2 separate regions of the Homo sapiens genome follow, and region 1 is linked to region 2. Evidence: read pairs that join two places in POLR2A ChIA-PET (ENCODE). Cell type or tissue: K562. All regions are shown on one strand.

Region 1 (8,000 bases), 240 kb after region 2:
ACTAAATGGGGTAGTGACCTGCAGTTTGAAAACATACTGCATCAAAGGACTCCTATCAAAGTGGCATGCATGGCATTCCATGGTCAGAAGATTTTCACTGGACTGGAGAGACAGTTGCTCAGTGAGGTCAAATACAGACCTAGGCATGTTTTACTTTATTTCACATATGCCAATAAGGTCAGCTTATGTGAAAGACCTTCTGACAGCAGGTTCCTTAAGGTAGTTTTAAGTTTACCTTGGGCCAAAGCCTTGCAATACTTTTAGAGAATTAGCTTAAGCTAGAGGCAAATAAATTTTAACTGCTGTGGTAGATGCCTTAGCTAACGATTTTTCTCCTACAGTTGGGACTGTCATGAGAAGACTGGTCATCTTGGTATAAATAGAAGGCATCTCAGTTGATTTCAACTCTGCCCTAAGCTTTCTTGGATTCCTCTCCCATTTAGGCTTTAAAAGAATAAGCTAAAGTTGGAAAAAGAATTTCCATATGAAACTAAGCAACACTTAAGTATATTCTTTTATAATAATAACCCCAGTTGGGCATATTGACTACTTAATTCTTCATAATCAGTAGAGATCAGTTGTACACTATTCTAAATACAGGATTTGTGTGGGTCATAAGAACAGAGGTGACTTATGTACAGGCATTTAAAGTGGAAGTGTTTGAAAATCTGGCTCATACTTTGACTACAAAGTAAAATGATGTGTGTTATATCTAACTGGATTTGGGAGCAAAGAATTTCAAAAAGCCAGTGGAAACTGGACTCTGCCTGTGGCCTCTTTTACAATATACCTAATTTAAGATGTGTATAAGACACATTTTTAGATATTCACTAGGAAAACAAAGGCTTTTCTATCCTGTCATTTACTTAATTTTTTTAACCTAACTTATTTTTCTGAATGATTAACATTGATGCCTTTGATTGTGTGGGTGTTGTCAAAAGAGAGTTCATCACATGGGGAAAGGTTGGCAACCTCTCTCTGCTTGGTACTTTTCCATGAGCCTCCTTTCACTATTCTCATTGTTATTTCCTTTTCACTCTGAAGTAGTTCCAAATCTGATACTGAAGGAACTCGATTTTATTTTACATGAATATTTGAAGTAAATTGAGCCACTTGTGTTTTAAGGTTTGTTTAGTATGCACTACACAGAGAAGAATATAAAGTAAAAGCAATAGCAATAATAACTTAGGTTTGACAAAACACATAACAAAAAAGGGTACTTTGAGACACAGAAAGTCAAATTATAGGTAACCCTAAAACTCACCTTTCCACTTTCCTTTCTTTACTAGAATTCTCTACCAACATTGGGGTGTCGGTGGTGGTTAGGACAGAAGGAAGTATAGATATAGCTATCTGCTTCTAAGACATTTGCCATGTCTTTCTATGGCTGAAGACAACTTCAAAGTAACTAAAAGTGCCACTGGAAATAGTTTCTGTGAACTATATTGATCATAATTTGAAGAATTTCTACCAGCTGTGACTTTGTGAATGGCAGGAATTCTTAGTTTGTAGGACTGTCAAAATATGACCCCAATTTTGTGACCAGACCCAAATGAAGCCGACCGTTGTCCCTGGTGGTCCATTTTCTGTTAGGTTCTAGGTCATTTTTTTCTGAAAACAGTACTGAAGTTGGTAGCTTGTGGGAGTCACTGCAACAACCAAACTGATAACGGGAACCCATGAGACTCAGAGCCATGAAGACTGTCCCAGCACGCTTTACAGCAGCAGTCCCTAACCTTTTGGGTACCAGGGACTGGTTTCCTGGAAGACAGTTTTTCCACAGACGAAGGTTGGGGGATGGTTTTGGGATGACTCAAAAACATTACATTTACTGAGCACTTTATTTCTATTATTATTATATTGTAATATATAATGAAATAATTATGCCACTTACCCTAATGTAGTCAGTGGGAGTCCTGAGCTTGTTTTTCTGCATCTAGATGGTCTCATCTGAGGGTGATGGAAGACAGTGACACCATCAGGCATTAGATTTTCATAGGGAGTGAACAACCTAGATCCCTCAATGTGCAGTTTACAATAGGGTTCGCACTCCTTTGAGAATCAAATGCTGCCACTGATCCCACAGGTGGCAGAGCTCAGGCTGTAATGCAAGCAATGGGGAGCCACTGTAAATACAGATGAAGCCTTGCTGGCTTGCCTGCCACTCACCTCCTGCTGTGCGGCCTTGTTCCTAACCGCCTGTATGTAGCCCAGGGGTTGGGGACCCCTGCTTTAGAGTATGTTGTACTGAATATATCATTCTCTGTTGCTACATCAAGGTAACAATGGCACCATCTACTCTTGTTGTCTTGACTCTACATATTAACTATAGTGATTTGTATATCGTGTAACATTATGTGGAATCTTAATATGATTTTAAATTCACTTGTCCTCACAACTACAGTTAACATTTCTCTCTTACATGGAATCATTCCTTGCTGATCTTGGGTTTTCTTTTCTTGCTGTGGAGTTGCGTTGTTGTTTATTTTGTTCCAGCCACGCTTTCTTTATTCTCAGTAATACTCTTAGCCCAATTTCCTGCTGAATGATTTTGCAGAAGAACAAATTGTCCTTTGGCATTTGCACCTGTATGTCGCTCATTGTCCACTTGCTTGATGTGTTTCTGTGAAAGGGGGCAGCTTTTCCTTTTCTAAATGAAGAAGGGAGAGTCCAAACGTTTTTTTCCAGCTCCCATCAAAATATGGACTTAATTCCTTTTCTTTGATTTTGAAAGGAAATGGTGAAGGGATAATGATGTGTTTAAAATTGGGTGAATTGTGTTCTTTCTTCTAACTGAAACAGTGCAGAGGAACCTACCCATTGTGAAATGTTACTTGTGCAGCATTGTAGATGTGCAAGAACGGCAGTGTTTTCTACTTGGCTGGCTATCCTGGCATATAGTTCATCAAAATAGAGAAACAGGGTGCAGACATTCTGAGTGTAAGACCAAATGAACTCTAAGCATGTTTACCTCCCTATCATCTGAGGAGAGAGAGAGCTGGGAGTGAAGGAAGAAGTGAACAACTGTGGAATGTCTCCCTATCCTCAGTGGCCTTCAGATACCTCTGTTTTTTCTCCCCCTCCCTTCTGTTCATTGGGCACTGACATACCTTGTCATTACAAGCTATTATTATTTTTTAACAAGGTAAGTTCAAGAAGAAATGAAAAAGAGCCAGTATTCATACTGTGTAATAGCATATGGACTTTGCTATTCTAAAGCAGAATCTAAGTAGAATCAAAAGATTTGAACAAAATTATGAATGAAGGACCCTGACATATCTACTAAATAGTCACCAGCTTTCACGATAGCTTCTGTAGCATGCCAGGGGGGAAGAAAGCCACGTTCTTTCCTCACTGTTCCCTTAGGGCCTTTGTTGTAGGAGAATAGTGGGAGGGGCTGAGGTTGGCTTTGACTACAAGTGGAAATTTTTGTTTTCCTGATGAGCCTGGCACTCAGGACACTAGACATTTAACTGTAGGTTTATGATTGTCACCCACTCTGCTTTTAATGCCAAGAGTTTCAGAACCCGGCTGACCTGAGCAGAATAAAGTTCTTTGGGTTCAATCTGCAGCAATCAGAATTTTGAGAACAACAACAAAAAAAATCTTTTTTTTTTTTTTATCTGGTGTTGCCTCAGCAGGATCCCCGAATGTACTTGCTGGTAGCTTAGAGCATAGTCTATGCAGGGGAGGAGAAACAGAGTTGCAGCTGTGATGTGACTCATTCATACTATGTTCTTTTAATGGAGAAAAACCTGCAGTGACATCATCTGGCCACCAGGGGTTGTGCTGTTGCCAGAGAGCCCTTGATTTTATCTGCCCGCAAGTCCTGAGGCAGGAAGTAGCACCTTAACAGAGAGCCCCATCTTCATTCCTAAGAAAACCAGCATCAGTTTTTTGTTCCCTTTGTTGACTTTCCAACTAGGGCTGAGCCCGCTTTTCTGAATTAATAAGAACCAAGAAAGAAAAGGGAACATTAGTCGTGGTTCCAAATACCAACCAAGCACTTTGCTGCATACGGTCGGCTTTGGTGGCGGGCCTGAGTCTGCACCCAGATGGACCCATATGGACTCACCTGTCTCACATCTGCACCTGACTTGCACATATACCTTGTTGATAAAGCCCAGTGACAGCTGGATCTATCACAAATGTCCCACCTGATTTCTTGGAAGCTTTGATTAGCATCCATGTCCTCCATGGCAAACATTTAATTATAAGGGCTGGTTGTTGATAATAATCATTGCTAACATCTATTTATTATCCTTATGTGTTAAGCATTGTGCCCAACAGCTTATACAATTTAGTCTCATTTAATCCTCCAAGTAGCTATTTGAGATAGTTACTATTATCTTTCTTTTGCAGATGAGGAAAGTGAAGCATAGAGAAGCTAACTGTGATGACTGGGATCACTCTGCTGATAATTGTGTTGCTAGGACTAGATTCAGGCCCCTCTAACTCTGAAAGCCAACCACTTAAATGATACTTGATTTTCAAGTTGGGGGGATGGAGGCTGTGGCTAAGACCTGTCCCTGGTGGGGTATAGCAGAAGGACTTCGGGGCTTTTTTGTTCAAACTGCTTATGTTTATGTTCTCCTTTCCTTTCCCTCATCCTTTCCTTCTCCCTCTTCTGATATGCTTTCTGGGTAGGGTGGGGTGAGGTGTGTCCGTTGCTGTCACACTGAGTCACTGTTCCTCATGGGTGTGCCATAGCCTTCAGGAGTATTGGGATGGGAAAATAGCTGAGAACCAGTAGACTCAAGAATGGTTGCAAAAGTCCCAAGCAGCTTTTCTGTGAATTATTGCCTTTGGTGCTCTCTCTGTGATGGCAGAACTTCACAGGCCACCACACTGCTGTGGGTGCTGAGGAAGGGCAGAAAATAGCCATATATATGGAAAACATATGCCTGTTACAAATATGAAAATATATACATGAAAAGATACCTATGCAACACACATACAGATGAAAAATATATGCATATATTTTAAAAATATATGAAAAACAAATATATTAATTCATGTGTGTATATATGTCCTCCTCTCCCAATTCCAGCATCAGTGTTGGTAAGAGTGCAAGCTGTTATACATTCATTATGCAACTGGTTTTCACTGAGCAACTGCTAGGAGCCTTGCAGAGTGAGCTGGGGCTTTGGTGGTCATGAAGCCCTGGCCCGGGGCTTCAAGGAGCTCACAACCCAGTGGGTTTTTGCTTTTCTTGAGGCTAACACTGATGGTTCAATTTATAGATCAAGTCTCTTCAATCATAATGATTCAGATAAATAGAGAATTTTGTGGAAAAGTCTTCTGAATAGTTTTTTTTTTTTTTTTTTTTCTAAAAAAACAAAAGGCTGATAAAAGGACAAGGCCCCATGCTTTTTAGTTTCTAATAGTAGTGGACTGGAACTACTTGTGGATTTTGAGTTTTTGTTTTTGTTTTACTTAATTATAGGATTAGTTTTAGGTGTGACTTTTTCCATTTCCTTTGGAAGCGTCTAGTTTGCAATAAATTAGAAATGCCAGCTGACAGCAGGCTAAGATCCAGAAGAACCATTAACTCACCATTAACTCTACAGTCTCAGCATTACTGAGCTTTCTGTTTAAAGGTTAAGGCCGTTTATAACTCAACAACCCCTCAGGTCATTCATGAAATACATCGCAGCACCAAGAAAGTAGTGTTTTCTTCCTTAAACACATCTCTTATCCCATCATTCTTCTGCTCAAAAATCTGTGCTTCTCTACTGCTTCCAGACTCCTTACCATGGAATTCAACGTCCTCTATGATCTGGACCAAATGTCCTTTTTGGCGTATTTCATACTATCCTTAGGTTCCCCTGGAACCCTGACCCCAGGCAATCAAGCAGCTCTTGGTTCTTTCAATGTACCTGATACTTTGCCAATGATCTTCCATATAAGATGCCCTCTCTACCTCTGTCTAAATCTTATTTTAATATATGTGCTGCCGAAACGAGAATGAAATCTTCCTACTTTGTAAGACCAAACTCAGACAATATTACCTCTATGAAGATCTTTGGTGTCAGCTATTGGAATTAAATATTCCTTATTTGTGTTAATAGCACGTAGTTTAAACCTTGGTTAAAGCATTTAATGTTTTCTTTTCTTATTTATAGTTAGTTGGTGTCAACCTAAAATAATCAAAAGGGTCAGAATCTGACTTAGAGAGAGTTTATTCAAGGGCAAAGTTTGAGGATAGCCCACCTATAAACACCAGCTCCAAAGGAATGGAGTCAGTGTTCTGAAGTAGGGAAGTTAAAGTTTCATTTATATATAGTCAGAGACCAGGGAGTTTTTAGCAGGATTACAACATTTTTCTGACAAAGTTGGCACACAATTGCAGCAATTTGATTGGTTGTATAGGCTGTGTTTCTTTTTGGGAAGGATACATATAACATTTGTTACAGAGGGTATAGTGGTTATGGGTTTTCTGTCAACTGGCCTAAGCAAAGCAGGACAAGAAAGGGGAAGTTAATCTGTAACAAGGGTCATTAAGATGGCAGCAGGTTTTTGTCCCTGTTGTTGTTTGAGTCTCTCTAGTCACTGTACAGAACAAGAACAATAAGAAACAAGTTGTTCTATAATCTGAGAAACAGAAGTCACAACCCTGTGTGGCTCAGATCACAATCACATCTCTCTCAAGGCTTAAAGTGTCTTCAGGGTTCCAACAGGTTTTAAATCATATTTATTTTCACACTGGGTACATTGTGGACCGCTAAGTCCTTTGAGAGTAAGAAGCATGTCTTCTGCATTTTGTGTCACCCATCCATGAGAGAAAGGTTTTATATAAAATGAGTAAATTTTTGAGTGGTATAAGATTAAGTAAATTTTAGATCTATGGAAAAGGCACTTACGTGAAATTCTCTGATGATACTGAACAAATTGCATTGTTGTCTTGGTCCAGTCAACAGGCATCTTTTTGATCCTTTGAGGTACCAAGCAGGTTTTACCCTTAGGGCATCTGACCTAGCTGTTACCTCTCCCTGGAAATCTCTTTTATTCTGGAATGTCACATAGCAACTCCTTCTTAAGGCCAAGTGCACTGACCCATCTTAGAGAGGCTTTCTGCAACTTCTCAGACCATTGTTGGTTTTGCATGGTGACAAAGCCTGTCTCCAGTCACTCCATCACAGTGCCCTGTTCGCGCTATCACAGCCAGGCCAGTTGTTGCCCACTTGCTCATCATATGCATCTCTTAAGCTTCAGGAGAGCAGAGGCCCTGTCTGCTCTGATAATCATTGTATCTCCAGGACCTAGAATAGTGCTGAGCTCACAGTAATGCCCCTTACATCATACTATATTATTTAAAATCAGTGGGTTTTGACATTGGCTGCCCATCAGTGTCACCAGTGGGGATTAACAAAACACAGATGTGCAAGGTTAACCTCAAAGATTCTAATTCAGTAGGACTTGAGTGATGCCCTTAAATTTGGCTCTAAATGTATTAATCATCAAAGACTCAGGAAAACAAGGAAAGATAAGCTTTCTGTAGCTTCCAAAGTTGTAGCTGTTTTTAAAATTGTTTATATTTTCTTTTAAACTCTCATCCCATATCCTTAAGCCTTGTGACTGCCACAGAGAGAAAATAAGATCAAGCATGAGCTTACATTAGCCACAGAAACACCTGGGGCAGTTCCAAAGTTTTAATTACTGCTTCATTAATGTAAAAGCTTAACTATAGTTGTAATGTATAAACAACTTTTGGCATGTGCCCTGCAAATGCAAAAAAGTCTAAATAATTATTGTCGTGGCTCCTGTCTCAACGCAAGACCAATGATCGCCAAATTATTTTTAAGACATGGACTACATTAAAAAGTTATTGAATTATGTTTTCTGTTAGCTTATATAAAGCACATGACATTTAATAACTTGCAAAGAAATGCTTATTTTATCTGTAATATATACTTTGGTGTTTATCAGATTCTGTTCAAACTGTGTAGCAAATTTCCTTGAAAATAGAACTTTCTTTTTTCCTCACATCCCTGTATTTG
Region 2 (8,000 bases):
TGGAACAAACATCATTGTCATAAAGCTCTTAATAGAAGCTCCAAAGTCTTACAAAGCTAAGAAAAAATAATATGTAAACGAGTTAGGAATATGTAAGTAAAAAGCTTTTTAAAATACTTGCATGTTGGGAAATTTTTAGAAAGTATTTGGGAAAATATTTTGAGTTTTACTGATAACACAATGTTTGTAAAACAGCTTGTGGTATTTAACATTCTGCAAAGGATGGCAGCTGGGTTCTCCCATTCCAACTTGGTAGCAGTATCTTAAAACATAAATAGATAAAATTATTTGCCATATTTTAAAATAAATACTACTGTATCACTTAAGCTGTCAGTTTCAAAACTTTCAGAATCATTTAATACTCTTGTTGATTTTGTCATGCAAAATGTCAAAACCAATTTCATATAGCTCATAAATAAAAATGGCAGGTTTCTTATCTATATTACCCGATAAAATGAACTTTCTTGTGTGGCAAGATTGGCTATTTTTTATATTAAACTTGTTCTTACATTAGTGGATGCTATATCTTCTCAATGACATCTTTCTACTGGGGAAAAAAATCACAAATGAAAACCTATAAAAGTTAACGATGTAGTGGTTAGTCAGTGGCAGTCAGGAGCTTCCAAGACTACTCTCAGGTTCAATACTGCTATAGAAGGACTCACAGAATTCAGCAAAGCTGTTTACCCACAATTATAGTTTATTACAGTGAAAGGACACAGATTAAAATCAACACCAAGAAAAGGCACATAAAGCATGGTCCAGGAGAGACCAGACAGAGTTACCAGTGGTCTTTTCCTGGTGGAGTTGTGCAAACAATGCTTATTTCTCCTAGCAATAATGTGTGACTTTGTGCATTGAGTATTACCAACCAGGAAACTCACCTGAGCCTTGGTGTCTGGGGTTTTTATTGGGGGATAACCACCCACATAGCTGACCTTAGTTTCTAGCACCTCCAGAGGTCAAGCCTATACTGCCTGACTCAAGGCCCCCAACATAAATCACATTGTTAGCACAGACTATGTGGCATGGCTCAAGGACCCCAAGTCAAATAAAGACACTCCTCTGGCTGGCCATTCCAAAAGCTTTGAGGTTACCTCTCAGGAGCTGAAGGCAAGAGGCAAACCTTTCTTTAGGCAAGGTTGATCCTTTACTATACAAGTGTGCCTTGTAAATTTAAAATATAAATTTCTAGAGAATAGGGTCCCCATCCTGTTGTTTCTACCCTGTACCTGAAGTGTCCAACCCAAGGTTCCAAACTGTCTTGATTTATGGTGCTCTTCTATTATTTTTCATGGTGCCTTTTAGGCCAAAAGAAATTCCTAATAGTAATTGGGTCCAAACAACTTAACAGTAGCATTTGCATGTGTTGATAGGTAATGCTGTGATTCCCTCAAGAATTTTTAATGTTCCATGTGATCCTATGGGTTTGCTGCAGTGCTTCAGAACACCTCAACCCATAGTTTGGAAAGTTCAGTTCCACATGATGCTTTAAGTTACTACAGAGTAGAATTATTATATTGTTTCTTTCCTTTAAAAATGCTTTTTTGGGATCGAAATATGTGCAGAATGCCAGGAACTGGCCTTCCATATACAGGTAAAATCTGCTCTGGAAAGTTTGAAGTGTTTCATAGATGTTATAAAGTTAATAATAAAGGGAAATCTGGAGAAAGGATTATTTTCTCTATTAAACAAGTTAGTAAACCAAATTTTCCAGAGCTTGACGCAGGATCTAACAGACATCCAGGAAATGTTTGTTAAATTCAATTGTAACACAAAAAAGGAAGACTTGCTTACCTTACTCTGTCTTGGATGTGCATGCAAATAGTAGCTTTTAACACCAAGCTTATTTCTCTGTTCATTGAGATGAAGATTTCACTCAAAAAACAACAACAACTTTCTCTTTCTTGTTCATTATAAAAGCAGAAATAGGAATTAGCATCAAAAATTAAGAAATATTAACTATGACCAAGTTTAATTTATTAGAACACTCTTGCCATTGGAAGAAGTAACGAGAAAATTCAAAAAAGATGAGGAAGGGAAACTGTCAGAACCCTCACCTGAGAAAGAAAACTATAGCATGTAATGCAAATTTGTAGGTACAGAAGGGGATTAACAGTTAATATTTAATTTTGCCCTTTTCATTTAAAAGAATATGCCCATTAATTTCAAAGTGTGATGTTATATATAGTTTTTTTTAATTCTAAAAAATCTCTTTAGAATGATTAAGGAATTAGATTCTGTCACATTCACACTATCTGATGAGATTATAAATTGGTGATAAGTTTCTGTGATAATGTGTGCCAAAAGCCTTGAAAATACATCCACCCTTTCTGCATCAATTTAATTCTTAGGACTTCATCCTGTGACATATTAGGAATGCATATAAAAATCATGTTATATGTTAATAAAATATATTCATTATATATGATATATTAACATATATTTTATATATTTTATTGAAATCATGAATGATATATTTTTAATATAATGGAATTAGTTAAATAAATTATGACATCACTATATAGTAAAATACTGTATGGCTGCGAATCATGATAATGTAAAGATGCATTAGTTGCATGAAAAATGTTGAGGATACATTACTAATTAACAAAAGCAGGAAAGGAGTATTATTATTTTATTTTGGCAATAGTGCCACTTATTAATATATATTTTATACACACAAATGCAAACACTAGAAAGAAATATACCAATGTGTTAAAGTAGTTATTTTGGGTAATAAGTTCAAGTGAAGACCTTTTTTCCTTCCTGCCTGCCCGCCTGCCTTCCTCCCTTCTCCTCTCTCTCCTTCCTTCCCTTATTTCCTTCCTCCTTTTCTCCTCTTCTTCCCTCTTCTTGGTTTCCTTTGTGTTCTAAGCATTTGGGTTTTCATTACTTTTAAAATTTAAACAAATTATACTGTTTTGTTTTATTTTTAACTTTATCTCATACAAGTTGGCTATTTGGATTTTTCCTTAGGGGATTTAGGTGGAAAAAGAAAGTGAAATGATTGTATTCCTCTCTTTTCCACCTGATGAACTCTTCCTTTCATGATTCCAAATTCTCTTCCTCCACATATAAGAGGGAAGAAATAGGAAAGGCAGGATGAACATCACACTACAACTTTCAGAAGCAGACGTAGAAAAAATTCCACCACAGACATTGCTTTTCAGGAATTGATTTTTTAAATTAAATTATTTCTATATTTTTATACCTATTTTGATAATTGAGAGATTGGTAGAAAAACAAGTCAGGTATTTGCTGTAATTGTTTCATGGCATTTAAATATTATGTATTTTTTCTCCACAATAGTTTAGAAGAAATTAGTTTTGGCTTTGATATGTAAAACTAAAATGAGTCATAGTTTTTCTGATATAACATAACATTTTTAATGAGTTAATAAATCTCAACTCTTTAACGTCTGGATAAAAAATTTCAGACAGTTCAAAATGGCTAACTAGAGGCACCCAGCACTCATCTCCTCCACAGAGAAGGAGGAAAACAGTAAGTAGATAAACATAGATCGAATACAGCATCGAAGAGAGAACACTGGAATTCAGCAAGGAAGTGACATGGAATATCTGAGGCATGGAAGGAGAGAGAAACAAGGCAGCTGGCCCAGCTGGGACCTGAGAGGAGCCAAAAGAGGCTCCCCAGTGTGGGGAAAGGGTAAGGGAGAGATCCCTAGAAGTAGACTCCTGCAGTCCTGAGAACTGAGAATAGTATAGGGAGCTGCCTGGGGTCCTTGCAACACAACTGTTCCAGATGGGAGCTCTTGCTGGGTCTAACACATTCCCCAGACCCAAGCAGCGTGGTGCTATTTTGAGAGCCCCCACTAGCCTACATCCTGCCCTGGGGCCCAAAAGCCCTGCATCTTCACATTCCTGGAACCCTGCCAATATTGATAATCCCCCATGACAACCCAGAGCGCTGCAACACGGAGACGCTGGCTGAACCTAATGGTGCTGCTGCGTTCCAAGCCCTCTAGCCCATGCAGAGTCTTACACCCCGGGGAACAGGCAGTGCAGCACACTGGGGAGGATGCACCCAGGAAGAAGTAAGGCAAAATGTGCACTCCCCAGAGCCTGAAGAACACCACTGCCACTGACAGCCAGCCCAGTCACCCCAGCAGAAGGGCCACCATGCACATGTATGTGCCTTCAATGGACCTGGTGACTGGTCCAGGCAGATGTCATCCAAGGGCCTGAGGACAGGCCAGTCTTACTCACTGCTGCTATCACCCAAGCACAACAGCTGAAGGCTTGGGGACCAACCCACCCTGCCTGCTGCTTCTGCTATATGAATGCGTTATCAGGGGGCCTAACAGCAGAGCCAGTCTACCTACCACTGGTGCCTATGCAGGCTGTCTGGGACACTGGGGATTGCCCCGCCTCACACACTACAGCCTGTGCACGCGTACACTATTGGGGACCCAAGGACAGGCCTGCCATGCTTGGCATCATGCTTTCCAGTGCTCAGGTGTGCCATCTGCAGTCCTGGAGATTGACCTGCCCTGCCTGAACCATTGGCATATGCACACAACATCAGTAGGTTTGTCATTGCCAGCTGGGCCTAACGACAGACCCAGCCTACCTGCCAATCGTGCCAAAGCATGCTCTCTGGGGGCCTTGGAATTGACGCACCTCATTTGCTGCCACCAGTGTCTATGCATGCTTTCCAGAGGCCTGAGGACAGGCCTGCCCAGCCTGCCAACACCTGTGCAAATAAACTGGGAGCCTGAGAATTGAACAGTCCCACCCACCACAGCCTGCACCCACGTGTAACACCTGGGGCCTGAGGACAGAACAGTCCTGCCTGGTGCGAGGCCTGTCAGTACTTGCACGTGTCATCTGGGGGCCTAGGGATTGATTACACAGTCTGCCATTACTGATGTCTGTGCAATTCTCCTGGGGGCTTGAGGATGGGTCCTCCCAGCCTGCCACTACCACAAAGGCTGCCACCCACCAATGTGCAACCACCAGTAGTGCATGAGGGCCTGAGTATTGGCCTGTCACTGTTACTGTCATTGTCCATACCACACATGCCACCAAGGGGCCTATGGACATGCCCACTTGCTTGACCCACCTCTGCCACTGTTGGAACCTAAGCAAGCTGCCTGGCTGCCTGCCTGGACTTGCAAATACCAGTAACGGTGTATACACCTGGGGGCCCAAGGATGGGCCCAATTGTCCTGCCACCACCATCACCATCAGAGCTCAATAACCTACCCAACTGGTGTCTCCCATCCCAAAATAGCCTCACCATATCCTCCACTAACAATTGCAACCTAAGTCACTGAGGAAAACTCAAAAATACCACTGATGCTGATTACAGCTGAAGAAATCATACAGAAACTACACACACCCAGAATCAAAGCTAAAGTGCCCTACCCAACCAACACCATAGACACATCTATAGGAAAAAGTCTTTCCTTACAAAAGCCAATCCAAAAAATTAAGAAGTGACTGTTACATGACATGTGCACGTATCAATGCAAGGATGCAAGAAACATGAAAAGGCAAGGAAACATGACACCTCCAAAGGAACATAATAATTCTTCAGCAACAGATTCCAACAAAAAAGAAATCAATTGACTGAAAACGAATTCAAAATAATGAAATTAAAGAAGCTCGGTGAGATACAAAAGGACATAGATTTAAAAACACAAACAAATCAGAAAAAACAGTTCATGATCTGAATGAAAAACTCAACAAAGAGATATCATAGAAAAGGACCAACAGAAATCCAAAACTGAATAAGTCAATGAATGAAATAAGAAATACAATGTAGAGCTTCAAAATCCACTAAGTCAAGCAGAAAAAAGAATTTCTGAACTTGAAGATGCCTTTTGTGATAATCCCATCAGACAAAAAACAAAAAAGAATAAAAAAGAACAAAGCCTACATAACATATGAGACAAAGAAGTGACCAAATATTCAAATTTTGGGTGTTCCTGAAGGAGAAGAGATGAGTAAAGGCATCAAAGAAACTCCTAGTTATGATAGATAAATTCAGCAAAGTTATAGGATACAAAACCAACATACACAGATCAGTAGCACTTCTGAACAACAATAATGAAGTAGCTGAGAAAGAAATCAAGAAGATAATCCTGTTTGCAATATTTAAAAATAAATAAATAAATAAAATACCTATGAATACATTTAACCAAGATGATAAAAGATCTCTAGAAAAAAATCTGTGAAACACTGATGAAAGAAACTAAAGAGGACACAAACAAATGGACAGACATCCCATGCTCATGGATAAGGAGAACAAACATCGTTAAAATGACCATATTACCTAAAGCAATCTACAAATTCAATGCAATCTCTATCAAAATACTAACGTTATTTTTCATGGAAATAGAGAAAAAAACATAAAATTCAAATGGAACAGAAAAAGAGCCCAAGTATCCAAAGCAATGCCGAGCAAAAAGAACAAAGCTGAAAGCGTCACACTACCTGACTTCAAATTATATTACAATGCCATAGCAACCAAACCAGCATGGTAGTGTTATAAACACAGACTCTAGACCAATGAAGCAGAATAGAGATCCAGAAATAAGTCTGCATATTTACAGCCAACTGATTTTTCAACAAAGGCACTAAGAATAAACACTGTGGAAAGGACACCCTCTTCAATAAATGGTGCTGAGAAAACTGGAAATCCATATACAGAATAATAAAACTAGATCCCTATCACTCACCATATACAGAATAATAATACTAGATCCCTATGACTCACCATATACAAAAATCAACTCAAAAAGGATTAAATACAAATGTAAATCCTGAAATTATAAAACTACTACAAGAAGCCATAAGGGAAATGCTGTAGGAGATTGGTCTAGGCAATAATTTTATGACTAAGACTGCAAAAACAAAGACAACAAAGGGAAAAATAGACAAATGGGATTAGAGCAAACTAAAACACTTATGCACAGCAAAGGAAACAATCAAGAGAGCAAAGACACAAACTGCAGAATGGGAGGAAATATTTGCAAACTATTCATCCCACAAGGGACTAATACCCAGAATATACAAGGAACTCAAAAAACTCAACAGTATAATATATATAATAATTGCACTAAAAATTGGGCAAAGGACATTAACAGACATTTCTTGTCTGTATAAAAGAAAGTCTGTATAAAAACAGACAGACTCATAGACCAATGAAACAAAATAGAGAATCCAGAAATATTATTAAGTCCACATATTTATGGCCAACTAATTTCCAACAAAGGTGCCAAGAATAAACATTGGGGAAAAGACATTCTCTTCAATAAATGATGCCGAGAAAACTGGAAATCCCTATGCATAAGAATGAAACTAGACACCTATCACTCACACAGTTGATCACAAAAATCAACTCAAAAGACTTTCTTTTATATAGACTTTCTTTCTCAAAAGAAGTCATACAAATGGCTAACAAGTTTATTTAAAAAATGCCCAGCATCATCAATCACCAGAGAAATGCAGATCAAAACCACAATGAGACATCATCTTACCACAGTTAGAATGACTATTATCAAAAAGACAAAAAATAACAAAAGGTGGCCAGGATGCATAGAAGAGGGAAATTTTATACACTCTTGATGGGAACATAAATATGTATAGTCATTATAGAAAATAGTCTGGAAGTTTCTCAAAAAACTAAAAATATAACTACCATATGATCCAGCAATCTCATTACTGGGTATTTATCCAGTAGCAGGAAAGGAAATCAGTAAATCAAAGTGACATCTGCACCCCTATATTTATTATAGCACTATTTACAAGAGGTTGATATGGAATCAACCTAAGTGTCTATCAACAGATGAATGGATAAAGAAAATATGGTATGTATATTCAATAAAATACTATTTAGCCATAAAAAATGAAATTTTGTCATTTACAGCAACATGGATGGCACTAGAGATCATTATGTTAAGTGAAATAAGGCAGGCACAGAAAGACAAATATCACATGTTCTTGATATATGGGAGTTTAAAAAGTTGATCT

What was found. ChIA-PET counts read pairs that join two places held together with the same protein. Peaks named below come from ENCODE experiments on the same cell type or tissue, not always from the same donor. Only the 100,000 strongest peaks of a DNase experiment are listed, where the experiment ranks them.
Region 1: POLR2A ChIA-PET joins it to region 2 with 6 read pairs; 3 of 35 experiments call an interaction of 5 or more read pairs at or near these places.

Annotation. Positions count from the first base shown.
Region 1 is chr6:125,188,715-125,196,714 of GRCh38, forward strand. The region is part of intron 1 of TPD52L1 (TPD52 like 1); the gene reads left to right. It overlaps LOC100126584 (a long non-coding RNA gene), which reads right to left. Exons shown (of 4, transcript NR_149043.1): 2 at 1,895-1,950. Among named protein-coding and RNA genes, the nearest start is that of TPD52L1, 39 kb to the left of the region's middle. In K562, a CTCF peak has its summit at 3,783; a DNase peak (open chromatin) is centred at 3,757.
Region 2 is chr6:124,951,476-124,959,475 of GRCh38, forward strand. The region is part of intron 1 of RNF217-AS1 (RNF217 antisense RNA 1); the gene reads right to left. Among named protein-coding and RNA genes, the nearest start is that of RNF217, 7.0 kb to the right of the region's middle. RefSeq lists enhancers at 3,838-4,427, 4,428-5,016. In K562, no CTCF peak of the experiment used is centred here; a DNase peak (open chromatin) is centred at 3,926.